Regions from separate parts of the Mus musculus genome. Here all the other regions are linked to region 1. A link is a loop called in an ENCODE intact Hi-C map of the cell type or tissue named here. Cell type or tissue: heart. All regions are shown on one strand.

Region 1 (4,000 bases):
GTTAGTGTAACTGATTGGGAAGGGTTAGGAGGTGTGGCCTTGTTGGTTGGAGATGTGTTGCTGGGTATGGACTTGGAGGTTTCAGAAGCTTGTGCCAGGCCCAGACTGACTCTTTGATTGCAGCCTGCCTGGATCCGATGTGAGCCCTGAGCTGCTATCCCAGCACTATGCCTGCAGGTTGAAATACTCCCCGCCATGATGTTCGTGGACTCACCCTGTAAGCATGGAACCCTGTCAAATGCTTTCTTCTGTAAGTTGTCATAGTCATATGTCTCTTCACAGCAGCAAAACAGTGACTAAGACACACATGATATTTATCACAGCAATAGAAAGCTAAGTCGGACAGGAGGGGACCTGGGCAACAGAGAAGAGAAACAAGTAACTGTCATGGCCCCTGGTAAGTCCTGGCTCCAGGTTTGCACACTGCTTCTGTGCAAGTCACACAGCTTGCCTTTTTATCTGGCTGCCTGCCTTCTCTACTGCATGGGAAAGAACTCCTTGTCGACAAGTCTTCACAATCCAGTTGAAGGTGCATGGTACATAAGGATTTCAGCAAAACGGTGATTTTTTTTTTTAATGCACTATGAGCAAAGGTTTCCTTTAAACAACATAGGTAAGGAATATAGAAACGAGGTCTGTGGAGCGTGGACCTGATTTTCCCATAAGTCTTTATTTTCTTTTCAAGACTTTTTAAAAGAACAGGGTGTTGAATTAAGCCAAAGAGAAAACCCCTCACATAGGTGAGTTTCTGAGGCCACTCTTTTTTTTTCCATTTTTTATTAGGTATTTAACTCATTTACATTTCCAATGCTATACCAAAAGTCCCCCATACCCACCCACCCCACTGAGGCCACTCTTGAGGTGGTGGAGCACATGCGCATCTCCCAACTGCCTGCAATCAGGTTGGAATGGGCCTCATGCAGGTGATGTATTGAGAGCATGCAAGAAACCATCTGAAAAGCTGGGTACAGTGGTACAGGACCTTACACCATCGCTGTGTAGTCCCAGTTCTCAGGAGGCGGGTTTGAGGTCAGCAGCCTGGTCTAAGAAAGAAGGGGTGGAGGGTGGAGAAGAAGAGAAGAGAGAAAGAGAAGAGCGGGAAGGAGGGAGTAGCTTCTCTGTGAAGCGCCAACCCCACCCCAGCCTCCCACCTCCACAACCAGAAGCAGAAGTCTGAGGCAGCAAGATGCATTCCCAGACTAATGTCACTTCTCCTGCGATGTGTGACTGCCATCACAACGAGGAATGAACTCAGGGAACCATATAGTTTCATCTTATTAATGGTGCAGAATTGTAAAGAGCAAAGAGGGTGTTGAAGCACAGTGGCTAGGAAAGAGTCAGCTGACACAGGTGAAGGGAAAGACTCCCGCGTAGGAAATCCTGCAGTGCCGGCTCTGACCTCCAGGCGGCGGGCTCCTTGGATCCACATGCGAAGGGAGAAGGGGTTAAAATGTTCGTCATCCTAATTGTTGCTATTAACAAACTGTTGTGAATTTGTAACTAATATCTTGTCGAGGGTGGAAGAGTTCCCAACAGTAAAATGTGGAAAAACATCCTCTGTGTAGACATGCATTCTGTTTGGGGCTTCTAAACAAAGAGAAGGCTCACCGGAGGGACAGTATCTAAACCGATAGAGGGCGTATTTCACCGTCACAACTCTTCAGTGTGGGATTGGGGTTACTGAGAATTTTACTAAGTGCGGGTTTTTATAGAATGCTAAGGCATGGGGATGGTAGGGTAGAAAGAGCTAGTTTTCAAAGCTAGCAGGGTTATTGCCAAAATGTCACATCCTTTTTAGCAGAGAGCTTAGTCATTTTGTCACTTAAATTCGGTCTAACGAGTTTAGCTAAAGTCCTTAGCCAAGTCCTCCATCCTTGTCATACAGCCGAGGGTTCGGGGTAATTTAAGAGTACTTCTCTATTTACCAAACAAGGCAGACCTTTCCTTGTCACCGAGTTTAATGCCAGGCAAGTAATTCTGTACTATTCCACTAGAGGGAGCCAAAAGACTGCTTTAGAATGTTTCACTGGCTTTCCTTCCTAAGACTATTAATGATATCCTGCTATGTTTGCAGACAGGAGCCTAGTATAACTGTCTCCTGAGAGGCTTCATCCAGCAGCTGATGGAAAGATCCAGAGAGCCACAGCCAAACACTAGACCGAGCTTGGGGAATCTTGTGGAAGAGTTGGGGATGGGACTGAGGAAGCCAGAGAGGACACCACAAGAAGACCTACAGAGTCAACTAACTTGAGCCCATTGGGGCTCACAGAAACTGAACCTCCAACCAAAGAGCATGAAGGAGCTGGACCTAGGCCCCATACACTTTTGTAACGGATATGCAGCTTGGTTTTCATGTGGGCCCCTAACAGTTGGAGCTGGCTGCCTTTGGATTCCTTTTCCCTAACTGGATGGCCTTGTTGGATTTCAGTGGAAGAGGTTTCTGCTTGGTTCAGCTTTGACTTGATCCGTCCGGGTTGGTAGGTACCCATGGGGGACATCCCCATCTCTGAGGAGAAGGAGGGAAATGGGGGAGGGGCTTGTGAACATAGGACTGGGAGGAGAGGAGGGAGGGTTTGAAATCGGGATGGGGAGAGAGAGACAGAGAGACAGAGACACAGACAGAGATACAGAGAAAGAAGGGAGGGATGGAGGGAGGGAAGGAGGGATGGGAAGGGAAAGGAAGGGAGAGAGAGAGAGAAAAGAAATCATCCACCGAGCTGCCCTTCTCCTTGCCCCATCACCCCCTCCCACCTCAGACATTTGAAAACTCAGAAAGAACAGCACTGGCTACGTGAATTCTGTGTTTTCTTACTTTGACCGCAGACCTTAGCAAACAGTACTGCAGTGGTTAAGTACTTAAGCATGGGTACTGTCTCCTTGGTGGGAAATGATGAAAGAGCTCTCGCCTTAGGAAAGAAGTGAAATTGTACAGAAGTCTCGAGGACCAAATCCAGTGAAGACATCATCTGAGGGTCACTCCTCAAGGTTTTCCACAAACAGCATCCTAAATGCCAATTTAACTTAGGGGCCGCTTGACAGTGAGTTTCTCTTCGTGGCCAGGACCTGCTCTGCCTGCAAAGCTGCCCCAATACACCTTCCCCGTTCCCAAATTACCTCAAGTATACAAGGCTGGCTGGCTGGTTGTCCTATGTGCCTGGCTCTTGCTGGGACTGGGCATTCTACATCCAGGATCCGTTGGGAAAGTGGAGTGTAAATGCAGCTAAGTTCCTCAAATATCCCCCTTGCTCTTGATTTCCACCCTTGTCTTTCTATCCACTGGCTGGGGCAGCAGACCTTTCTCGAAGATCACACACACAAGCTACTGTAGTTCCAGCCTCACTACATGACTTCTCTTAACTCTGCCTTCTTCTAAGAATTCTCCATGTCTGAGGAAAGAATTTTGTCTTTAAAGAAAGTGCACTCAAAGACTAAGTGATCCATTTAGTGAGACTGATGAGCCACTTCACAGAGGAGCACGGTAAGTACAGAAAGAATGTTCACTGGTTTGAATCATCAGAGAAAACTGAATAAAGACCACACTGGGACTCTATCACACCCCGGGCAGACGGGCTCTCCCTGGACAAACAACAACCAAGTCTGGTGAGAATGTGGGGAAATGAGACCAGAGTGTGGGGATCAAGCTGGTGTGGTCATCCCCAAAATTGGTAAGAACTGCCATGTGCCCCAGCTAGACCATGAGCCCCAACTAGACTATGTGCCCCAGCTAGACCATGTGCCCCAGCTAGACCGTGAGCCCCAGCTAGACCATGAGCCCCAGCTAGACCATGAGCCCTGGCTAGACCATGAGCCCCAGCTAGACCATGAGCCCCAGCTAGACCATGTGCCCCAGCTAGACCATGAGCCCCCAGCTAGACCATGTGCCCTGGCTAGACCATGAGCCCCAGCTAGACCATGCTGGCAGGACCCTGAGTCATCTAAGTCAGCACTCCATATCTTCTTATTTTATTTTATTTTATTTTATTTTATTTTATTTTATTTT
Region 2 (4,000 bases), 100 kb after region 1:
ATGGATGGGCAGCGCCAGGGGGTGGCAAAGTATAGGACTAAGGAGGGGGGCTTGTTGCCTTTGTGGCATTTCTCGGCGTCAGTGCCGCCAGTGTGGTGAGGAGCCCCTCACATGTCAAGGGGTGATGTGTGCAGGCTGGGAGCCGCATGGAGTCCATCAGGCGCGCGGATATGCACACAGTTGGTTTTCTGCTGGGTGGGGGAGCCACCCAGAGGCAATTCATATTCTGAACATTAACGTGGCTTTGCATGCCTGTCACAGGGGCTGTGCAGGCGGTTAACGCTATTGAAGACTTCAGCTTAAATCTCTATGCAAAGTGATTACCTTGTAAGAAGGTTTCAGGATAACTTACAACAAAAGACTTTAAAGTTATAGTTTTAGTAAAGCAAACTCATTTACATTTTTATTATGTGTGTCTTTTGTTTAAATCTTGCCATGTCTATTATGATGGAGGCTTTTTCCTATGCAATAGAAGTTTATTTGGGAAGGCTACTCTCTCTTTCTTCTTCCTCTTGTCTGTTTCAAAGCTATTGAAAACATCTGAATATACTTTCCTATGGTTGTCTACATTTTATGGACACACTTAAAAAATTAAGATGTCATGGATCAGGGAGACTGATGCAGAATTTTATACCTCATCACGGATCATGCAATTTCAAAATAACAATCACATTATTATGCTAAAATAGGAAAACAATTCTACATGTTTTGTTTTTAAATTACCATGGACTTGAAAATACTTTTGAACTTAAAGGTGACCTTAGCTGAATTATGAGTTGTTTCTTTTATAGTAATCCCATGATCTCAAGTAAATAAGAATAACTAGACACTCAAAAACAATGCCATCTTCCCAGTATGCTGACTTCCTTCGGGAACTCTCCTCTGACTTAACTTTAGAGAAACCAGAAGGTAAATTGTTAAAATATTTCTCTCTGTGATGATAATGATTGAGAAGAAAAACAAGTGTTTAAGTATCTTGTAACACATTAATAATACCCTCTAAAATTAACTCCTCATTAATGGAATTATAATCATATACATTGGATTTAATAGCATTTGACATATGCTGTTGGGTTTTGAACTAAGTTTGGGTACAAATCTTTGAGCTTTTAGCCCTTTATCCTATTTAAATTATTCCAGCATAATTAATTTCTAATGTTATTTACTTACTGTTATTGAGACAGATTATCACTATATATCCCAGGCTGGCTATCTTGTTTATGTACTTATTTGTGTGTATGGTGTTTTGCGTGCACGCAGGTTTGTGTACCACATGTATGTCTGGTGATCTTGGAAGTCAGAAGACGTAGGGTCCCCCAGAACTTAAATTGCAGACAGTTGTAAGCTGCCATGTGGTTGCTGAGAATTGAACCCAGGTCCTCTGTAAGAGCATCCAACATTCATAACCACTGAGGCATCCCTCAGGCCCATGGTCTTAAACTCTTTATCCTCCTAACTAGGCAACTATAATACTTGGACTCTAATATGCATAGTTAAAGGAACACTAAGCGTTCTAACAAGCAGTTAAGAAACAGCATGGGTTTCTCTAAAATAAAGGGAGACCCTTAATATTAATGTGTCTCACTTAATTAAAATTGAAACTATTTAAGAGTGTGTTTATGGTCTAACAGGATTTCTTAAAATATAAACAAAACAGGGTGACTTGAATCTGCTTGAGCCTCTGTTTCCCACCTGGCGGATCATGGCCATCCACGAGGATTACATGTGTGCCTGTTATCATAACCTAAGAACTGCGGGAAGAAATATCAGATGACAAAGTGATAGCAGCTTGCAGCGGACATGTTTTCTAAGCCTCTGTGTGGGAAAACACATTAAAATGAGGGCTTTGCCTCCAAACATTCATCTACAGCCTCAGTTCTCCAGAGCGTAGCCTTCAGCTCTGTCCCCACCATCTGGCAACTGCAGGAACTGCAAATAATTAACTATTCAGACTACCAGGGCAATGAGGACACTCATTAGCAAAGGGGACAAAGCCTTCCTCCCGGCTGCGGCTTTCCTCCCTCACACTCAAGTGGCAAGTTTTGTGGCGATGTTCCTTCTGCCATCTGCCCTACATTGCTAGCTCTGTCTTGCTTAAACCATGAATCTCCTTAACAATAAACTGTGTTCATAAAATGAGGTTTAGAAAGTAGAGACCACTAAAATAAACTTAGCTGGGTGCTAAAAAATAGTACAAGCCAGGACAGTGTCATTTACAATCATTCTGGAATTTTAAATCCCAACAGTTAACTTCCCACTTTCAGTTCTCCATAATTTTATGAAAATGAGCCTTTTAATAGGTGGGATATGCAAATTCTCTTGGGCATAAGGGTTACAATATGTCTGATTCCAGGTCTCAGAACTCTAAGCTGAATCTGGGAAGAAGTGCCTCCCAAAGCAGGACAATGCAGAGCTCTCCGTGTGCTCTTGACCAAGTGCCTAGGCATCACTGAACAACTTGCTGGAGACATGGCACCTCAGGCTCCAGCCCAGACCTCCTATGTGAGTCTGTATATGAACAATCTTTGCAGGTGATGCATATGAACCAGGGTCTGAGAAGTTCCTTGCCCAGATCTCTCCATGTGCCTTCTTGGCAGTTCTCTTTTGTGATGTTAGCATCTCAATTCTGCAGACTACATGGATGGCACTTGGACATCTCAATTTGTAGATGGTGGGGGAGGAAGGGGTGAGGAGGCAGGATTCTGATGCGTGCCCTTGACAGCCACATAGAAGAGCAGGTGCTTCCCCATTGAGTGACAACCAGGAAAGTGGCACCCTAGGACAGCGCAGTCCTGCAGAGTAGCCATTCTTGAATGATAGCTCTGTTTTAGTGTTGTTAGCAACAAGCAGATCTGTTCATCAGTGGAGGGTGGGTAGATGATGGTTGTGCAGCCTGGCCATAATTGGGGTTAGAAGGAAAAATGAAAAAAAACAATCCAATAAAGAAACCCAGATGAAATTAAAGTCAATATGTGGTATGCACAGGCAGGTAACTGTGTATGTGCACACAGGCACATATATATACACACATGCATGGTATATACAGACACACAAACATATTCTAAGGGGGTCATTTTTTTTTTTTTTTTTTTTTTTTTTTTACAATTCTCACAGAGAGTATTCAACAGACAGCATGGCAAACCAGAACCCGCAAAAGTCTGCATCTAAGTCACATTGATTTCCCACAGAATAAAAACTGGAATGAAGTTGCTGCCAGGTAAAGTGGCATTAAGGATATCATCTGGACCACAAGCTTCTGCCATTTGGAGAGACTCACTCTTTGCCTGCCACTGGCCACACAAGCGACTTGGACTACTTGTTGAATGAACTTGTCTTTTTCTAGCCAGTCTCGTCAGATATCCCTCAGAACCAAGCCAGGGGGGAGAGTTTGACCATTTATTGACATAAATAAGGTACTAATGAGATTTGCTTATCAGAAGGATCATTCAGTTTTATGTTGACTAAGCAAAGTCAGCTTATTTTCGAATGTTTTCAAAGTGTTCCTCTTGATATTTCTCCTAAATATTTAATCACTCGTAACGTGTGTGTGTGTGTGTGTGTGTGTGTGTGTGTGTGTGTGTATGTGTGTGTGTGTGTGTGTGTGTGTGTTAAGGGCGGGGCATGAGTGAAATGGCATGTGTGTGCAGGGCAAACAGCTTTGTGGCATCTGTTCTCTCACCTCTAAGTTTTTTTTAGGGATGGAACTCACAGTGCTTGTGTTACAAGAACTTTTATCTGCGGAGCCATTTGCTGACCCTCCCCTTGACACCTTAACTATCTCTCTATGGTTCTGCCCTTTGAATCCATTTGCAGGTTAGCATTGTGTGATGTCTCAGGGGGATTTTTAGCCACTAGAGGGGGCGGCTCTCTACACTGAAACTTCAGATGGGAAGCTACAGCAGGTAAGTTTGTTCCTAGAGAATTTAGTAAACTGTTTTCCACGCGGAGCCATTGAGAGATGAGAAAGAACCCGTGTTTCTGGCGAGTTCTTGCAGAAAGA
Region 3 (4,000 bases), 1.3 Mb after region 1:
GGATAAGATGAGAGGTCAATGCAGAAAACAACTGAATTCTGCACATCACACCTAGCAAACTGTTGTTAGAAGTATAAGGAGAAGATAGGTGTGAATGGTGCCTTGATTTTGCTTCCTTGTTGCAGATAATATCCAGAGCAGACTGGGTTCAGATGCCATTCTGGCTATTCAGACAAACCCTAGCCCAAACAAAAAATGCTATATTATTTGTATGGTTTCAGACATTACATTAGCTATCTTAAAAGGCACAATGTTGCTTATGTTAACAATACTACTACTATTTTTAAATTTTTTAGCCATCTATGTTTATTGTTGTTTGGTATTGTCTTTAATTGTCTGTGTGTATATGTGTGTGAGGGATATACATGTGAGTGTGGGTGCCCACACGCCATGGCATGTAGGAGGAGGTCAGAAGATAACCTTTCTACCTTGTTTTAGAGGCAGAGTCTTGTTTGTGCTGGGCCGAGTATTGCTGAATTGAACATTCCAGGCAGGCTGACCCTAGTTCTCTGGGCAAGCTCTCATCTCACTGTAAGAGTGCTAGGATCAGGGTTGGAGAGATGGCTCAGTCGTTAAGAGCACTGGCTGCTCTTCCAGAGGTCCTGAGTTCAAATCCCAGCAACCACATGGTGGCGCACAACCATCTGTAATGGATCTGATGTCCTCTTCTGGTGAGTCTGAAGTCAGCTACAATGTTCTCATATTATTTATTAATAAGTCTTTATAAAATGTTTCTTTAAAAAATATTTAAAAAAAGAAAAGAAGAGAAAAGAAGAGGGAAGAGTGCTGGGATTGTAGACGCCTGCCACCCACCACATGGGGTTTTATGTGAGTTCTGAGAATTGAACCCGGGCCATCAGGCTTGCAACTTTTTTCAACTTGTGGAGTCATCTCTCTAGCCTTTCCTTCATTTGCTTTCTAACTGGACACGTATATAAGGTTCAGTGTGGAGTATGCTAATGTAAATGGCGTATGTATGTAAAAGATACTTTCTGATCAAGTAAGGACACCTACCATTTTATTATTTCATCTCCAATTAAATCTTAAACTAAGATCTAATAATTCCATGTACTTTGGGGGTACATTGTGATGTCACAAGTACACAGAGGGTCCTGATGCATTGGGGTGATTAACATTTCTATTGTCTTCTTATCAGCATTCCTGTTATTCATAAGACATAATCATTATTGTAAAATACAGACCATTTGTGGCTTTGCACTCCATGCTGGCGAGAGGCTCTATTGAAGTCTCTGCTGCTCCAATCTTACTGTATGTGCTTAGCAGCAGCAAGCACTCAGTATCATTTTTTAACACTGAATTTCAAGCTGGGTGTGATCATGCATACTGGAAATCCCAGTAGTTGTGAAGCTAAGTCGGAAAGATTTTTTGAGTGTGAGGTAAGAGTGACTTACAGAGTAAATTTGAAATCAGCTTGGACTGTGTTGGACCTGGCTGTCCTAGAACTAACTAACTAGCTCTATAGACCAGGCTGGATTTGGACTCACAAAGATCCACCTGCCTCTGCCTCCTGTGTGCTGGGATTAAAGGCATGTGCCATCACCACCGGAAGAAGAACATAGGGAATGCTCTCTCTCTCTCTCTCTGTGTGTGTGTGTGTGTGTGTGTGTGTGTGTGTGTGTGTGTGTGTGTTTCTCTAGCCTGGCAGTTAAGTCACAGAATCAGGACGTATGAACCCCAGATCTCACTCATTAGCTGCATCTTCCAGTGTTATCTCTGGGACCCCAGGGACTAGCATACAACTTGGGAGAACACTGCTCAGGACAGGGGGAAGACAGACAGAGCCTTCCTACTGTCACCAGCCTGCAGCTTCCATGTGGGTTAAAGAGCACTGTGCTCTTTTAGCCACAGTCATCCCTGAGGCAAGAGCCAGGCTGGCAGTGGAATTTCTCCTTTGTGCTTTGCAGGAAATGGGGTGGGTTGGGGATGTCAGGTCTCTGTGAAGATTCCCCCCCCCCCCCCCCCCCGCCTGTTTTGCCAAATAAAGTAAAGATAAGAAACTCCTGTGTGCCTCCCCTATCTATCCCTGGGAACGGAGCCTGTTGGATAATGGACCCTTTGTCTTCAAGGGAGGAATTTCCTTCGGCTGTCAGGGCAGCTGGCCTTGCAGGTGGATACCTGCCCTGCAGGGGAACCCCTCCTCCCGGAGAGAGAGAAGAGGCTAACAAAGTCTTGCTTAAGGGATTACTGAGTGAACATTTGTGGTTCCCTGTGCTTGTGAAAACTGCTCAGCCTCAGTCTAAAGCCAGTTTTTCTTCAGAGTGCCTATAAACCCATAGTCAAGAGGTTCAATCCGTTACCTAGTGAATTCAACTAGCATAGAATTTTCCAACTTCTGGAGAGAAACAAAAGGACTCAGGAAGAGGAGAGGACAGGAGATGAGAGACATAAGAAGTTGGTCAAAAGAGAGGCTGTGGCCTCAGAAAATGAGGGCTTTTGGGTCAGCAATGTTACTGCTGCCCTCGACTTCCTCCTTGTGGCCAATTTAGGAATTTCCTCTGGGATGCACCTAGTGCCCAGGGTACAATTGACTGGGGTTGCTGAGCCTATGGAATGGAGGGAAAATCTGAGTCACCAGGAGCCTGCACATGCACTCTCCTTTCCAAGGTCCTTACTCAGCCTTGCCTTGATTAAAGAAATCCCCTTGTGTCTGGTCTTATTTAACACAAGATGCACAGAAGCACAGTCCCGAGTCCCAGTACAGAGGACTACAAGTGTAGCTGTTATACCCACCCCTCCCACCCCCACCTCCACCCCAGCCTCAGAGTCATGGCCTTGTAAGTAAGCCCTTGTTGGTGCTGTTTGGAAGCGCTGTGTGTCTTTGAGTATCTCTGTGTTGTCATATTGGTCAGAATTGATGGGGGGGGGGGGCGTTTTCAAGACAGGGTTTCTCTGTGTAGCCCTGGCTGTCCTGGAGCTCACTCTGTAGACCAGGCTGGCCTCAAACTCAGAAATCCGCCTGCCTCTGCCTCCCGTGTGCTGGGATTAAAGGCATGCGTGCCGGCTAGAGTTGAAAATTTTAATGAATCCGCCTAACATATTATCAGTTAGATCAGCAGTTCTCAACCTGTGGGTAGCACCCACAGGAAAACACATGTTTCTGATGGTCCTAGGAATTCAGGTACCGCTCAGCAGCAACAATTACAGTTATGAAGTAGGAATGAAAATAATTTATGGCATGGGGTCACCACAACATGAGGAGCTGTATTAAAAAGTTGCAGCAGTAGGACAGTTGAGAGCTACTGATACAAATGCATCAGTTTGTCCATTACCTTGATCTTTATTTTTTATTTATTTATTTTTTTCCTGAGACAGGGTTTCTCTGTATATCCCTGGCTGTCCTGGAACTCATTTTGTAGACTAGGCTGGCCTCGAACTCAGAAATCTGCCTACCTCTGCCTCTCGAGTGCTGGGATTAAAGGCGTGCGCCACCACACCTGGCTATAATTTTTATCATCTGTTCATTTTAGGCCAGGAATAGTGGCCCACCTGATAGCCCTGCCCTGCCATGTCAATACCACTGACAGCACCTGGCTGCTGCTAGAGCGTACTGTTGGTTTTATGCATGCTCTTAGATCAGACAGGCAGTGAGGAGAAGTCACCATTGTACATAATAGAAAGTATTTTCTCTGCCCCAAAGATGTTCTGTAGTCTGCCCATTTAACCTTCATTCCTCACCAACTCCTGACCACAAGTGAGCTTTCCTTTCACTGTTGTTAGAGTTTGATTTTTCTAGGACATCCTACATTAAGAATGAGACAACTGGGGTTGGTGAGATGGCTCAGTGGGCAAGAGCACCCGACTGCTCTTCCGAAGGTCCGAAGTTCAAATCCCAGCAACCGCATGGTGGCTCACAACCACCTGTAATGAGATCTGACGCCCTCTTCTGGTGTATCTGAAGCTACAGTGTACTTACAAGTAATAAATAAATAAATAAATAAGTCTTTAAAAAAAAAAAAAAGAATGAGACAACTTAGCTGGG
Region 4 (4,000 bases), 1.3 Mb after region 1:
TGAGGCTCTGTGAAAATAAGAACTGCATCAGCAGCTTCCTCTGGGTACCGCCAGATTTTGGAAGGTGGACCAGACTCCAGAAGAACTGCTTTAGAGAGCAGCCCTGAGTAAGCCCGGCAGAGGTCCTGCATATCTGTAAATATAGACTGAAAAACCAAAAACCATTTAAAACAGTAGAGAAGGGTTTAGTCCAGATGACGACCAAATTCATCAGGTGGGGGTGGATTGCTGAGTTTATGGCGGTTCTACTGCAAGGCATTGGCTTTGATGGTGATTGCTCCCTGTGGTGACTTAAAGAACAGAGGTCCAGGGAATCAGAGTCTGCATCTTGGTGCAAGACCGGGGAGGGGAGAGGGGGGAGAAATCAGCCATCTCCAAAGGTGGAAGCCACCAGTGTGGGGTGGTGACTGAAAGGACTCAGGCCCGTGCAAGTGCACGCGTGTGTGTTTGTGAGTGTGTGTGGTGTGTTCACTACTGTGTGTACCATACCACCTGGAGCCTTCAGGCTTCAGGGAATTCTCCTCTGCCTCCCATCTCCTTGTGATAGCAGAGGAATTATAGATACATACTACTTCTCGCAACCTTTACGTGGGTCTGGGGAATTTGAATTCAGACTCCTGTACTTGTTTGGCAAGTGATTTGCCCATTGAGCCATCACCTGGAGCCTAATATCTAAAGCATTTCGACATTTGTTTTCCCAAGTACTGTCAGTGATTGCAACGCAGTGCTGTATTGGGCTGGAGCGATGGCTCAGCGATTGGGAGCATATACTGTCTGCACTGCTCGGAATTCCCAGAATGGATGGGCACCTGTGTTCTTGTTTGCACACCTTCACACAGAAACATGTGAATCCACTTAATTAAAAACAATAAGCCAGGCAGTGGCAGGCAGACTTTCTGAGTTCAAGGCCAGCCTGGTCTACAGAGTGAGTTCCAGGACAGCCAGGGCTATACAGAGAAACCCTGTCTCGAAAAACAAGCAAACAAAAAAAGAGTGCTTTGTAGCAGATGAATAACTTTGGGTCTGTCTATCCTTGATCATCTTGGCCACTGTTAAAGCAAGTCCTGGAGTGTTTCCTAGAGAGTCAGGTTCAAGGCCCTGACCTGAGTAGTGCAGTGGGTAGCTAAGGTGAGGGTGTGAGTTGCACACTCTTATCTCCTCAATGTGTGCCTACTCTGTTGCTGAGGCAGGAAAATGGGTCGTCCCACCACACTGCATGTGCTAGGGTCTGAGTGCTGGGTGGCACATCAGCTGAACATGTTCTCAGGTTTTTTTAGTGTCCTCTGCCGCTGTCCCCATCCATCGCTAGGTTGGTGTGGTTGTGTGGTTCGGGTACTAGGTGTCCATTTTTATAGCACTGACGATCTGGTGTGGCCAGGTACTGGGACACTGCTGGCAGCTCCTACCAGGTTACACCTGCCCGGAATGGCAAGGAGCTCCTGCTTTGGCCGATTCTGCTGTAGCCCATTCTACAGTAAAAATCCAATTTACTATTTCTGTAAACCACTTGATAAGTTTGTATTGGCCTTAACTAGCAGCCGACTCCGTTGCTTGCACTTGCATGCTGACTGGTTTTTCTCTATTTACATATTGTGTTGCTGTTGTAGCTTCATTCCAAGTACTGTTAGGTGCAGACTGCCTCCATCTAGAGGCTGGTCAGTGAACTGCAAGTGGGTTGAGTAGCAGCCTCCTGCTTTCTCAAAGATAACAATTTCATGACATGACCTGATGCTAAATAAAATAAAAGGTGAAATAAAATAGTTAAAATAAAGTAAAACTCTACACACAGCCCAGGAGACATTAAATATATTGAATTGCACAACAAGAAAAAAAGAAAGAGAAGTTATACAGTCATGAAAAAATTTCCTCTATAAAACAAGCTGCTTTAGGTTAACAAAAATGGTAGCTCTTACACAGCCCTAATTGGGACGACTTTACCAAAACCTCCCTTAAGAGCTCAGGGATCCATGCAGAAGAGGAGGGAGGAAGATTGTAACAGACAGAGATGATGGCGACTTCAAGAAAACCACATCTTCCAAACATAGCAGAGCTGAGACACCTATGAACTCAGACTGTGGCAGGGCACACGAGAGTGTGTGAGTGAAACTCAGACAAAATCCCTGCACAGAGGAGGGGTATATGCAAAGTGCTAATCCAACCATGGATGTATTTGTACTTGATGCCTGCTGGAAGAGGGAAAACTGACTTTCTCTAACGCAGTGTCTCTGGGTGTATCAGCCACACTCCAGGTGTCTCTGGGTGTATCAGCCACACTCCAGGGTCGCTTATGCCCAGGAGCATTGAGTCAAGACAAATGACGTTTGGTTTTTCAGTGCACTTTTTGATTTGTTTGTTTGAATTTATTTATTTATTTATTTTGTTTTGTTTTGTTTTGGAAAGAGAGACAAAGAAAGGAGAGAGGGAAAGCGAGACAGGAACAGAGACTGTGACAGAAGGAGAGAGAATGTGAAGTTGGGTGAATAGATAGGTTGGGAGAGTTGGGGGAGGGTAAAGAATATGATCAAAATATATTCTATGAAAAGATTTAAATGAAAAAGAAAAATGTTGGCGTTTAGTTTTCTTACATTTGGTAAAATAAATGTCCTGGGGGAAAAATTGAGTCAATATTTTAAATAAAATGTGGATTTGGGGCTGGTAATGAGCCTCCAGTGTGACTATTTCAGAACTCCTATGCACAGGGACTCAAGCTCACCACTGGCTGTGCCTTGGGAACCAGTATGAGGTGAGTGAAACGTGGACAGATTCTACAAATAGATTTACTGCACCAAATCCAACTAGGGATGAATATGCTTACAAGAAGCAGTGTAGCCACGTGATGCGTCTGCACCTACGCAAGTCGACCAGGCATGGTGGCATAAGCCATTAACCCCAGCACTTGGGGATAGAGGAGGAAGGATCTATATAAATTCAAGTTCAGGCTGATCTACTCTTTGAGTTCCAGGCCAGGCATAGCTACACAGGGAGGTCTTATCTCAAAGAAAATACAATTAGATATTAAAAATCTTATGCTGGTAAAACTCGGGTTGATATTCTAGAGTTGATTTTTTTGGATTTCAGAGTAATTATTAAGTTCTATGCCTTTTATAGTTTGGCTGTGACATACCTCCCACATAAACGCCTAGGTGTGAGCGTGTGATCCTAGGCTAATTGGGAAGTTGGGGAGATCTTTGGGAGATAGGGCCTGATAGAAGAGGGTCCCTGAGTGCAGAGCGGAAACCTTTTAGGGCTGCCCCATCCCTTCACTCTACCTCCTCGGCATGACTAGACAGTTTTCTGCCTCTGCTGGCATGCTTTTCCCACCATGGTGGACTGAATCTTTCAGTGGTTGTAGATCATGATAAATCCTTTCACCTTTTGTCACTGTTTATCATAGCAACAGTAAAGAAACCAAGACCGCACACTTCCATAATGGCTCTGTAGGCAGGCAAGCCTAGGAAACACATTGACTTGGAAGGCAGTTTTGGTTGATGTGAGCGCTCCGTTAGAATGTTGGTGGGTCACAGATGAGGCACATGGTAGTCTCGAGCATTGAGCAGGCTCCCCGGGAAGATACAGGTCTCCCATGCTTTTGCAGCCAGCATGTCGGTAAGCCTGGTCACCATTTAATAACATTTACATAGAACATTTCAGGGTTGAAGATGCAGGCATGAGACTGAAATAAATGAAAGGAAACAGAAATTCAAAACTCCACAGAGGGGGAAAATTAGTCTTGAAATTAATGTGAAGTAGATCTTTCTCTGTATTACAGCTAGGAAGTCTCACTCTAACCCAGATCACTAGCCAAGGGTTTTTGGTTTTTGGCTTTTTTCTCTCAGATGTAAAAAAAAAAATATTTACTTAAAACAGAATTCAAAGTTTCAAAGACAACATGGAAGCCAGCAAGGCAAATAATAAATAAATAATGTTATTTATCCTTCTAGATCCAAAATAAATTTGACTTGACTTAATCAAAAAACAATACAATTCTAAAAGCCATTTA
Region 5 (4,000 bases), 320 kb after region 1:
AGCATTACTACACAAATACAAAGAGAGGACAGTGAACTGAAGGTGTGTACTTGCTGAATGGTTTTTGGAAGTATCCCTCTCCCCGTCTCCCTGAAAAAAAAAAAAACAAAAACAAAAACAAAATTGAGAAGCCAACTTCAAATGGCCCCTATAGGCCCATAGGGAGTGGCACTATTAGAAGATCTGGTCTTGTTGGAGTGGGTATGGCCTTGTTGTAGAAAGTGTGTCTTAGCTGCTTCCTGTCTATTCGAACATAGAACTCTCATGTCCCTCTCCAGTACCATGTGACCCTATATACTGCCATACTTCGCAGAGACACTGTCACCAATGCCATTAAGGGCAGATAGACAGGTAGACAGGTAGACACAACAGTAGATTCGTAAGGTATGACATTAACGAGCATTTGGGTATATCCTGCACTGAAACCACACCCAGCGGCAGAATGAGTGCTGTTTATCATTTAAATAATTTTGAGAGTTTTCAAGTTTTCTGATGGTTTAGTGAGAACCTTTCCCTGCCAGAGTTTGGAATGAGCAGATTATACTGCTTTCTCAAAAGATAATTGGCCAGAGCGTTGGCCAGGAGTATCTGCTAGGCTTGCAGAGAGCTAATTAGGTCCTGGCATTTAAGGGCCATGTGACAGCAGGTTCCAGTTGTATTTACAGCTCTGTAGTCAAATAAAACTTAAATGTCAGGGGCCTGAGTACGAATATAAAAATATCAGTACTGTAGCTATTGCAGCTCAAACCAAATCATGGCTCCCTCTGGAGAATCAATACTTTTCTCTAAGTCAAACTCAGATTCCTTAATGGACTTCCCAATGACAAATAGTTATCAACAATGAAAATATTTTAAGAAATTCCAGAAAAAGATAAAAAAAAAAGAGGGAAATTCTACATATATGCTTTAAATGTCTATTATAATGGCTGGGAAAATCACTCCTGAAGCTCCTCCCAGTTGGGCTCTTACTCCTTGCTCAGGATGTAGCCAAGAGCATAACTTTGAGCATGGAAGATGGGGTTGTTGGTAAGGACAAAGACAGACAATAGAGGGTAAACCTATCACCTTGAAAGGGATTTCTTGAAGATTTCATGGCCCTAAACTTTAAGCTAGAAAGGCAGAGTTTCTGTTGGCAATGGAACGACTTCCTAAGATCGGGGGTTGGGGTGGGTGGGGGAGGGGCATTGGCTCTTCATGCTTTAGAAATGTCTGAGAGCTTATCTTATGTCATTTGTGTGTTCTTGGTTTGGACAGAATCTAAAGGCTTAGCACTTTCAACCCTGACACTATCTTGAGCTAAGTGAAAAATAAGCTACTTGTGTGAGTTGAGAAGTAGCCCATCGTTTCCTGCTGTTGTTGAATGTGTCAGAGTGGGGGCCCCATATCGTCTGCGGTGATGGACACTGAATGCTTAGAGTCCTGCCTCTCAGGAAGTTTCTCTAAGGAGGAATGCGGGAATTCTCAAGGTTCCTGCACTAAAGCTGGGAAACGCTTGTCTCTAAGAGACATAAATAATCACAACGGCCAGAAAATAAAGCAGTCAATCTCTAGAAATGCCTGGATACATTAGGATGAAAAACAGCCGAAGGCTCACACTCGTCAGACTCCATTGAATACTGTTTGCAGCCATCCGGTAAAATTTTAATTTATTTTATTATTGCATCTTTATGACAAATTATAACATAACTCATTCATTTCCTCCATTAATCTCCTCTCCTTCATAAAAATGGCACACATGATGATGGCCTACATTAAAGTAATTGTCACCGTGTGTAGTATTATAGCAATAATCTATAAATAATATAAAAGTTTGCAGAAAATTAAAGTATAAAATATATGACGATGGAAAAAGATAAATCTTTCAACATTAAGGGTTTTCCCCTTGCTAATATATGGAACTGGTGTGTTAGCTATTTGAGCCACCTAGTGGTAATATACATGAAATATAATTCCTCTTGCTGAAAAATAATGAGCCTAATAGTCCCCAATTTAAAGAAAGCATAACTACTATATATGTTCAGTTTATGAATGAATATTTATTTACTAGTTAAAGTTTAGTACTGAAAAATATTACAAAACACCGTTCTTTGTTTAGTTTGTTCTACATAACCAAGAAAATAAAAATGAAAAAATAATTACAGTTGAAAGGGACTCTTTCAATGTGAACAAAGAAGGAATAGCTATAAACTACTTTTCAAGGCACTTTATTTATTTTGTTGGTGGACGTGTTTGGGGGTGGGTATCACACACTGAGCATGTAGCGATCAGGAGTTGGTCCCCTCCTTGTACCAGGGATCAAACTCAGTTTCTCAGGTTTAATGACAGACATCTTTCTCCATAAACCACTGCTTCAGTCTCAGCTATACAACTTTTAGTGAAAGAAGTGATTAACACGTATTACCACACAGTTAGTTCTGAGTGTAGCCTTTGACGTGTATGACTTGGGTATGGTTGTATTTTCCAAATATGTCTTACTCGGTCTCATGTCTTATTTAAGAGACAAAGACTAACAACCAATCTGTTCAAGGGTCCATTAGAAACACTCCCTAACTAGGTTACACCGTGGCTGATTGTAGATTCTGTTTACAGGAACTAAGTTTCCATTTTGGCTCCATTCTAGTACAATAACATCCAGCAGGGCCAAATGAGGAAGCACCTCTAACCTTCCTTGTCAGGATCCACACACATCTCTGTCTTGTTAGTTTTTAAAGAGCTCCAAGAATGTCAGGTTCTGTGGTTTCCTGCTTTCTGAAATTGCCATATGTCTCTAAATGGGTTTTCTGAAAGTCAGAGTTAGCACAAAAATATGATAAATGTGTGTTTTGTGAAGTCATCAACCTCTCTTCTGTAGCCTTGTAAACCAGCAGTGAAAATCCGTGTTCGCTTGGACGCTGCTGCCTGCCTGAACTCTGACTTTCCCCTAGCTCATTTGTGGTTTTGGCGGGCCAGCGGAAGTCAAGGAGCATTCACAGGTGTTCCTGAAGCAGCTGTGTTCTGCAGAAGCTCCGGGTGGTGCGAGCCCAAGAGACACAAAACTTTGACATGGCTTGTCAACAAGGTGGGGTGAAGGGGCAGTCTAACCTTCCAAGCGAAACCAGTGGCGTTCAGTGATTTGGTAGTGCTGGAGCTTCACCTGAGCAGAATCACAATGCAGGAAGCTCTAAAACGCAAGTCCCCCTCATATCAAGCCTGCAGACTTGTGGGGACCTAAGCAGCGAAGGGGAAACTCTGCTGTGGCCGTCGGACGCATTTCTATTATTTTGTTCTTCGGTGCTGAGTGAGAAAAGGCTGAGTTTAAACCTGAGAGATGTGAACTGTGTGAAGTGTAGACGGCTGGTTCCTGCGTTGCTGAGGCAACCACTCCACAGGCTGAGAGATGTAAGCCAAGAGCAGAGGAAGGTAGAGTCTGGGACGGAGTGAGCCTCTAAGTGAAGGTTCATTCATACAAATGGTTTGAACTAAACTCAGATGATTTGAATTAAACTTTATCACTTGCCACCTAAGGAGGCCTGATTAATGTAAGACAGATGCCGTTTGAGCTTGGCCAAGGGACTTCTTCAGAACGCTCTGGAAAGCTAGGGGAAGAGGATTGACTTCCAAAGTTCTGAGCATCGGAAATATGATCACTTGGAGAACCAAGGCTCCACTTTGGTCAAAGCAAAGTAAGAGATCTTATAGAATGTTCCTAAGATCCTGAGAGAAGTGTAACCATCTTAGAGACCCTTTGACTCAAAAATGCTCATTTTAGTCCGTACCTGTATTTTAAGTGTCCTTTTCATCAGTAGCATTTACGTGAATGTAATGTGATGTCTAAATTCCACAAGTGGGAAGAACAGGATGCCTAATAATGGCTGTGTAGTTGAGTGCAAACCCTATCAGTAGCCGGATTGGAGCCCCACTGAAGAAAAACTGGAGACAAACTTTAATCCTATGTAGCCATATTTGATATCAAGGTGACCTGGCCATTTCCATCCTTATCTCACCATATTCATAGCTTATT
Region 6 (4,000 bases), 500 kb after region 1:
GTAGAGATGAGATAGAGACAAGATAGACAGAGACAGAGACAGAGACAGAGACAGAGACAGAGACAGAGACAGAGACAGAGACAGAGAAAACTCTGAGATAGAAATACAGATTTTTGTGGGAACTAAAGCAGGTTTAACTTACTCTTCCAAACAACTGATCCATTCAACATCTGCACACTTTGCAAGGACATTTTATTCTAAACATTACATATAATGAGTTGTTTGTATTTTTTTCTCTTAGAAACTCTGTAATGTGGAATTTAAGTTCCCAGTTGCCCCAAGAAAAGCCCATTTGATTTATTGCTGAGCATTAAAATTGTAATAGTATAATTTGCTTTATCATAGGAGAAAAGGAGTTTTAATATCTACTTCCTAACATCCTTATTTTTCCTTCATGTTATTCCACGAATGTCTAGGTTGGCATTTTTCTTTTTCCAATTTGTGTGTGTGTGTGTGTGCGCGCGCGCGCGCGCGCGCGTGTGCGTGCGTGCGCGCGCTCGCACGCGCTTGCGAGTGCATGGATGTATGGGAGATTTTATGTATATGCAATGCATGTTAAACCTAAGATTGCTCTCCCATGTTTTACTTAATCATTTTCCCCTTATTTGGTGAGGCAGGGTCTCTTAATCAAGCCCAATCAAGGAACCCTCTGTTTCATTCTTCCCAGGTCGGTTACCACGCCCATCTCACCCTTACATGGGTTCTGGAGATTTAGAATCTGCCCCTCATGCTTGTGCAGGAAACGCTCCAACCACTGGGTCATCTCCCTGCCTTAGGCTGGCATTTTTGCAACTTGTCTCTCAACTGTTTCCTTGTTGGTTAATTCAAGAGAAGAGAAGACTATATACATTAATATCCACGCAGAAGCAATGCACACACATAGATAGTAAAAGTGCATGCAGTCTATTTAACAGGCACTATTGAGTAGTCTTTGTCACCTTTAAAAAAGAAGCAAACATATAATATCAACAAAGTGCAAATAAATATTTAATATATCTAAAATCAAAGATTTAGACATAACTGAGACTTAGAATTCTTAAAAAGATGGCAGGCAGGGTGCTGAATGCCTGGAATTTCACCACCTGAATGCTGAGGTAGAAAGAGCAAGAGTTTGTGACCAGCCTTGATAACAAAGAGGAAACAAAGTGAGTTGTCAATGAGAGAAGGAGAAGGAGAGGAAGAGGGAGAGGGGGAGGGAAAGAGAAAGGGAGAAAAAAGGGAGAGAGAAAGGAGAAAGAAAGAAAACAAAAGAAGACAAGGCCTCCCATTTATACATCTATCGGTGTACCCTGTGATTTGCAGAGGGAATAAAATGCCCATTAGCCTTCCATCTCATAATGTCTTTCTTTATAGAAATAAACAAAGCGATGAGCTTGCTAGAAAGTCACTGAGAGTTCTGATCCCAGCGTCTGTCTCACCAGCATTTAGTACCCCTTTGTAGAAGAGAAGAAATAATTTTTTGTAGAAGAGAAGAAATAATCTTTTTTCCATCTCTTTCCTTCCATTTCCTACCACCATTCCTTGGCCTTTTGGTTCCTGAATGGCCTCATGCAAAGTGCGACCAGCCCGCCCCCTAGTGGTGAGCTTGAAGTTTTCCTTCCGTGCCCTGGCTGTTGCAGAGCAGATGTTTTTCAGCAGCTGGTTCTGGCCAGGCTCACTGCAGTCTGCAAGTATCCATATATGCAAGCACTCATATTCACAGAGCTGGCAGGTCCAACAAAGAAGGTCCAGATCACAAGGTGAGAACTACTAGAGAGACCCGGGGAGAACCCAACGTTTCCTGTCCTCGGAGGGTTGGGACATTGCTTTCCCCTTACTTCTATAAGCATCTAGCTTTGCCCCACAGTATCCCACCTTCAAATCTTCTTAACCAAAAATTTGCTTTCTGTTTTCCAGCAAGTGCAAAGAGGAAAATTCCATGTTTTCTTTAGAGTTGTGTTGACGGCAGTAGAAGGTCCTTTTTGTAGTGCTGTGGGTTTCTGTGTGGCTATTTCTCCTGTAGTCATTTCCAACATGACGTCAGTTGGCTTGTAAAACTCTTAAAAAACGTAATTCCTGTGAAATTGTACAAACTGGCTCCCGAGGCTTACTGTTTTAGTTGTTAACAGTGATTTAAAAAGGAGGGTGGGGCTTCCCCCTGGCCGGTCATGTCTCTCTTGCACTTTTTCCAGGGATGGATTATTAGCAGGTTAACAAGCTTGTTCTGCACAGGGCGGAAGGGGAGGAAGTGAGCACTTTAGACTTCGCAGTCCACATTGGCTCTGTCACACCATTTTTCTTTAATTTTCTATAATCCGCTCTTTATAAAAGTAACTACTATTCTTTGCTAGGGAACAATATGAAGACGTACAAAAAGGCCTGGGTTGAGTCTTATATTTGGCCTTTGCGTCTGGATCTGCTGATCTTTGGGGTAGTTTAGCAAGGTGAAAGTCTGAATGGCTGAGCATTCAGAGAGAGAGAAAGAGAGAGAGAGAGAGACAGAGACAGAGGTCTGTATATGCCTGTGTGTCTCTGTTTCTCCGTCTCTGTCTCACTGTGCGTGTGCGTGTAAGCACATGTCTCAGGGAGAATATCTAAACCAAATAAAAAGACTCTGATTTTTTCACCATAGAACCTATCTAGGCTCGGTCTGTGTTGGGTGGGCAAGGTCTCTGGGGCTGTTGCAGCCAGGGAGGGCAGCAAGTTGGTGAAGAATTATGTGAGCATAGTGTCCCCTTTGTGATTCACAGTGTAAAATGGGAAGAACTGAGTTTAGTTAAGATGAGTCTATAAGGTTATGCGACAATCACATTTCATCTTCCCTAGGCAAAATTCCTACCACCATTAGCTGCCAGTCACTGAGTAGCAGCTAATTGACATTTCTTTATCTTGCAACTTTCTAGTCCCCAGCAACCCCATTTCTGCACATGTAAACGAACCTATTCAGGACATTGCTCATGACTCTCGTCTCATAATATGTGGCCAAGGCTCATTTACAGTTCAGCATGCATGAGTGTACTTTTATTACCAAGTAGTAGCCTTTTGTATGCATATAGCAGAACTTATTTATCCATTGGTCAGTTAATGTACTGTTTTTTTCCAGTTGGGTCTACAATCAATAATGCTAGAATGCAGACTCATATGCAAGTCTTCATGTGCCTGCACATTTTCATTTCTCTGAGTAGATACTGAGTAGAGTTTGGGTAATATAGAATCTGTATTCTGTGTTGTGAGAAGCTGCTAAATTGGTTTCTGAACAAGCTGTTCAAGGTTCATTTTCTCCACAGTCTCACCAATAGTTGTTTCTGTTTTTATTTTTAAATCATAGCTATTCTAAAGGGTGTGAAGTGGTAACATGTGCTTTTAATTTCTATTTTACAAATGGTCAATGATGTGAAACATCTTTTTATGTCTCTTGGATATTTGTGTAAGTCTTTGGAGAGCTGTTTATTTATTGTTCAGTTTTCAATTGAGTAGCCACCTTATTTTTGAGTTATGTTCTTTATTCTCCATACAAATATCTCATCAGATGTATATAATTTATCCCTTTCCTGTGGCTTGCCTTTGCTGATAGTTTAATTTGAAACTCTGAAATTTTGACACTTTTGATGAAGAACAGTTTATCTGTTTTTACTTTTTTTTTGCATGTACAAGGAATCCAATATGGTTAGGTTTCATTCTCATGTTTTCTTCTATGGCTTTTTAAAATTTTAGCTCTTGCTTCATTTAGCTCTGTAATCTGTTTTGAGTATACATTTTAGGATCTGTTTGTGGATTCCTGGCAAAAATAGCAGAGGTTTTTGTGTTAGATTTGAAGATTAATTTTGAGAGTCATGTCATTTTTCTGTGTGAGATGGGAGAGATCATACCAAATGGTTGTAAAGGGAGTAGAGAAATACACCATATCTCTGTATAAGAAGACAGGAAACAGTATTTAAAAAGCCTTCCAGAAGATCCAGAAATGAACCCACACACCTATGGTCACTTGATCTTCGAAAAGGGAGCTAAAACCATCCGGTGG
Region 7 (4,000 bases), 1.4 Mb after region 1:
GAGGATCCGGTACAGCGTCAGCGCACCCTGGTGGAGCAAGAGAGACAGAAGTACCTCCACGAAGAAGAGCGGATTGTCAAAAAGTTATGGTGAGTCACCCTGAAGAGAAAAACTGTCTTTGTTCACAGGGTGACCTTCTTAGCTGGTATTTCTCTCCCTCTCTTTAATGAGCACCTATTGTGTAAGCTAGAGATCTGCTGAGCCTGGTATCTTTGTCCCAACTGTCCCTCCTTTAAGGTCTGGGAAACTCAGCAGGCCCCATGACAGTATATCTCTGGGCCAGGAAAATGTGGGGCATCCTTAGAAAACCACAGGGTTGGGGATTGGCAGGAGAATTGGGTCCATGGTCCTAATCACATCTCACAGTTGAACGGTATCATTCTCCTTGGCTTGGTGTCTTCTATGGGTCATACTCCTGCTTTGGAGACCTGCTTGGTACCTGTCTAGGCTGTGCTTGCAAAGACTGTAAGATCATGGGAGCCCACAATAGACCCTGAAAACCAACTCTAGAAAGTTGTCTTCTGCCTTCTGCATGCACAGTCACACAACACTAATTTAAAAGTTATGGAATACATATATATCTCCTTAATATTATCATATCTGTTTCTTATACCTTAAACAGACATAGACTAGGGTAACTGGGTGGATCCGTATGACAGGAGAGCGAGCTTAGGTAAGATATTCTAGAACCTGGCTCAGGGCTACTGAGAAGTAACGCCTGCTCTTTGCTGGCCCTTCTCTGTCCCTTTCCCTTCCTTCTAAATTCCAGAAAAGAAATACTCTGGTAGAACTGTTAGGCTTGGGTCCTCTGAACATGAGGACAGAGGAGTGAAAGTGGGGATTAAAGAACAGAAAAAAAAAATGAGTCAATATCTTTCATGGTTTTCTACTTGGAAATAACAGCTTCTAATAAGAGTCAGACTAAGTTCAGTTTAACAAACAATGGGCTTCTTTTCAACAAAGGCAGAATAAAAAGCAGCTTAAGGCCATGCTGAAATCTGGAGGCCCCATGAATGTCTGACGTCTTCTTGAGCAAAGCCTACCTATTTCAAAAGCCCATTGATGACTTTCAAAAGGCCGTCTGCACTCATTTTCAGCAGCACTGTCTCTTTTTCAATCTCTGAATTAATAAAAGTGGCCTTCAGAGCTCGAAATAGGAATCACAAGCACATGAATTGGCAGAATAATGGTGTCAGAGGTTCCCTGCTGCCCGTCAAAGGGGAGCAGAGTTTGGGGAACTTTGGGTTGCAGGGATATGATGCGCAGGAGGCAGACTGGGTAAGAGAAACTAAAATAGGAGTTTATCTGGATGGAGTGGCTTTGGGTCATGGAACATCTCCTTGGAGGAGTATTTGCATATTGACCAGTTTGTGGGTGGTTGAAGGAACTGGGGGCCCTGGAGTCTTAGCTTGGAAGGGCTTCATCAAAGCCTGAAAGAATGCAGGAGACTGCTTGGTCTACCAGGGAACCTCCCTCACCAATGGACCATTTAGAGGTCTGACAAGGATTGGCCCAGCTCCACCCCAAGGAGCAGCAGCTGCATGTGCCCTGTAGGTATGCTCACCTAACACCAGGTGTGTTTAACAGATGCAGACCCTAACGGGGCATCCTTTCATCAGAGATTTCTGTATCAGAATGGCTGGCATCACCAAATACTTCATCCCCCTGCTCAGAAGAGGTCAGATGTGTCACGTGTGACTTCATCCTTGTTGAATGTATGTCCTGCCCTGCTGGACTCCCTCCTGTGGCTGCATTAGCTCCTTTCTACTCACTCACCTAGAGGAAAGGGCCCATGTCTTGTGAGGCCATCCTCTCCTCCACTAAGGCGCCAGGAAGTACAGCCGCCATTCACTTACTGCCACCTAGTGGTCTTGCATTTCTTAGCACCCTCGTCCTTTAAGAGCTTTCTCTTGAATTTGCAGGCAACTTGAAAGGATACAAACACATCTGGGCAAATTGTTTTTGTTGTTTCAAGTGGAAGAATATAACTTGGCTGTGTTGGAGTTGATATCTGTTCTCTCTCTCCATCCCAACCCCTCCATCCGTCCCTCCCTCCCTCCAGAAATCAGATCTCTAAGTTCTTAGTTGTGAGAGAAGAGAGACAGTCATTAATGATGGGACAGTCAGGTACACTAGAGAGAGGCTATCCATTAGGGGATTTTGAGGGCAGTTTTGCTCTCTCTTTCCCAGGGATATTTGACCATGTCAAGGGACATTCACATGTGTCACAAATTATTGGAATTTGTGATTGCTTGCTACTGCTACTCAGCAGGAAGGGGCCAAGGATGCACATCCTTCATTGTGTAAGACAGCCCTGCACTAAAAATGAAGCTATATGGTTCAAAATGTCAGGTACTAAAATTGAGAAACCTGGTTGTCTAAAGTGAGCTAACACACTTCACTGTAGTACTGGTTCATACCCCCCTCTTAGGCTACCCCCAGCCCCCATCTTCTGCCTCCATCCTAATCTATCAGGACTCTCTCCCCTCTGTCTTTCTCTCCCTCCATTCCTGGTCACCAAGTGTGCACATTGTTCTCTTGGCTGGCATGAATACAACTGAAAGTTAAGAATGTATCAAGTGCCCACTCCACCCCCACCCGGGACCAATCTGAACCACAAATGACAGACACGGGAGAGCTCTCCCGTTGCTACCTTACATAGCCATGCAATATTGCAAAGCAAACTACTATCGACTGTGCTCCCACCTCCTCCTTGGAAGCTTAAGATAGGGCTGGGACACAGCAGAAAATGGGAGAGCCCCTGCTCCTGCACGTGTCCTTTCTGAGACCCTCCATGCTCAGTTCCATCTGCTCTCTGCCTCCCCACAGTGAGCTGGAGGACTTTGTTGAGGACTTGAAGAAGGACTCTTCCTCCACTGGCAGAGTGGTGACCCTGAAAGATGTGGAAGATGGGGCTTTCCTCCTGCGACAAGTGGGAGAAGCTGTGGCCACTCTCAAAGGTGAGCCTTCCACTGGAAGTGTGTTGCTTGGAATGTTTATGAAGCTTTCAGCTGGGCGGTGGTGGCGCACACCTTTAATCCCACCAATTGGGAGGCAGAGGCAGGCGGATTTCTGAGTTTAAGGCCAGCCTAGTCTACAGAGTGAGTTCCAGGACAGCCAGGGCTACACAGAGAAAAACCTGTCTCGAAAAACCAAAAAAAAAAAAAAAAAAAAAAAAAAAAATCAAAAACCAAAAAAACCGAAGAAGCTTTCAAATCTGGACCTACCATCCCATCCTACTTGGGAGGCTGAGGCAGGAGGATCCCTTAAAGTCAGTTGAGACCAGATTAGGGAAACAGTAATACTTTGTTTCAAATAGACATGTAAATAAATAAACAATCCTTCAAACAGTAAAAGATTCATTCAAGACTTCTTAGAGGACCTTTATAAAGGATGCTGAAGATGGAAACTAAACCATACAACTAAAACTTTCCCTTTTACTGAACTTACAGACATACCAAACTCGTTGAAAACAAACCCTAACTTTTTAGCCTTATCCATAATACACAGGGAATGGACCCAGAGGGGCTGTGACCTTATCCAAGGTCACTCAGTTTGACCATAAGATTTCACCCCGTTGCTTCCCGACTTGGTATTTCTCTGTGCTACCCTAGGTCACAGGAGTGGGGTGGGCATTGTCACTCTGCCTTCCTATTCTAAAAATCACTGCTGGTTTGGCCTGTAGGAGAATTTCCAACTTTGCAAAATAAGATGCGTGCTGTCCTGCGCATAGAAGTTGAGGCAGTAAGGTTCCTGAAGGAAGAGCCACACAAGCTGGACAGTCTCCTGAAGCGTGTGAGGAGCATGACAGATGTCTTGACGATGTTGCGGAGGTAATGTCACTGCCATGGTCCTGATGGGGTGGTTTGCCAGGAGGGGTCGCTCAAAGGCTGGTGTACATACAGGTCACGGGCTTTAAGAACCTACTCTTAGTATCATCATGACTTATCACTCTTTATTTATGGCATCCTGAGGAGAACCCTCAACTGTTTCAGCCCCC

The links. Hi-C counts contacts between places; a loop is a spot of excess contacts. Peaks named below come from ENCODE experiments on the same cell type or tissue, not always from the same donor. Only the 100,000 strongest peaks of a DNase experiment are listed, where the experiment ranks them.
Region 2: a loop joins it to region 1, with 9 times the contacts of the local background. A loop is called at or near these places in 31 of 42 quality-filtered maps.
Region 3: it touches region 1 in a loop (6-fold over the local background); 5 of 42 quality-filtered maps call a loop at or near these places.
Region 4: a loop joins it to region 1, with 4 times the contacts of the local background. A loop is called at or near these places in 5 of 42 quality-filtered maps.
Region 5: it touches region 1 in a loop (6-fold over the local background); 18 of 42 quality-filtered maps call a loop at or near these places.
Region 6: a loop joins it to region 1, with 13 times the contacts of the local background. A loop is called at or near these places in 21 of 42 quality-filtered maps.
Region 7: it touches region 1 in a loop (8-fold over the local background); 8 of 42 quality-filtered maps call a loop at or near these places.

The regions. Positions count from the first base shown.
Region 1 is chr2:19,413,245-19,417,244 of GRCm38, forward strand. Gm33940 (a long non-coding RNA gene) reads left to right here and starts at 917. Exons shown (of 3, transcript XR_374043.4): 1 at 917-2,477. In heart, CTCF peaks have their summits at 1,402 and 1,985 (motif pointing right); no DNase peak of the experiment used is centred here; H3K4me3 peaks cover 641 bases; H3K27me3 peaks cover 1,566 bases.
Region 2 is chr2:19,518,060-19,522,059 of GRCm38, forward strand. The region is part of intron 5 of 4921504E06Rik (RIKEN cDNA 4921504E06 gene); the gene reads right to left. Among named protein-coding and RNA genes, the nearest start is that of 4921504E06Rik, 34 kb to the right of the region's middle. In heart, CTCF peaks have their summits at 1,918 and 3,851 (motif pointing right); no DNase peak of the experiment used is centred here; H3K27me3 peaks cover 1,205 bases.
Region 3 is chr2:20,663,670-20,667,669 of GRCm38, forward strand. The region is part of intron 4 of Etl4 (enhancer trap locus 4); the gene reads left to right. Among named protein-coding and RNA genes, the nearest start is that of Arhgap21, 300 kb to the right of the region's middle. In heart, a CTCF peak has its summit at 2,492 (motif pointing left); no DNase peak of the experiment used is centred here; H3K27ac peaks cover 1,067 bases.
Region 4 is chr2:20,671,799-20,675,798 of GRCm38, forward strand. All of the region lies in intron 4 of Etl4 (enhancer trap locus 4), which reads left to right. Among named protein-coding and RNA genes, the nearest start is that of Arhgap21, 290 kb to the right of the region's middle. In heart, a CTCF peak has its summit at 1,651 (motif pointing left); no DNase peak of the experiment used is centred here.
Region 5 is chr2:19,731,736-19,735,735 of GRCm38, forward strand. No RefSeq gene overlaps it. Among named protein-coding and RNA genes, the nearest start is that of Gm24670, 42 kb to the left of the region's middle. In heart, a CTCF peak has its summit at 1,930 (motif pointing left); no DNase peak of the experiment used is centred here.
Region 6 is chr2:19,917,808-19,921,807 of GRCm38, forward strand. It overlaps a transcript of Etl4 not described here. Among named protein-coding and RNA genes, the nearest start is that of Gm24670, 230 kb to the left of the region's middle. In heart, CTCF peaks have their summits at 1,577 (motif pointing left) and 1,777; no DNase peak of the experiment used is centred here.
Region 7 is chr2:20,778,113-20,782,112 of GRCm38, forward strand. Etl4 (enhancer trap locus 4) reads left to right here. Exons shown (of 22, transcript NM_001081006.1): 11 at 1-89; 12 at 2,830-2,960; 13 at 3,686-3,833. Among named protein-coding and RNA genes, the nearest start is that of Arhgap21, 190 kb to the right of the region's middle. In heart, CTCF peaks have their summits at 35 and 1,866 (motif pointing left); no DNase peak of the experiment used is centred here.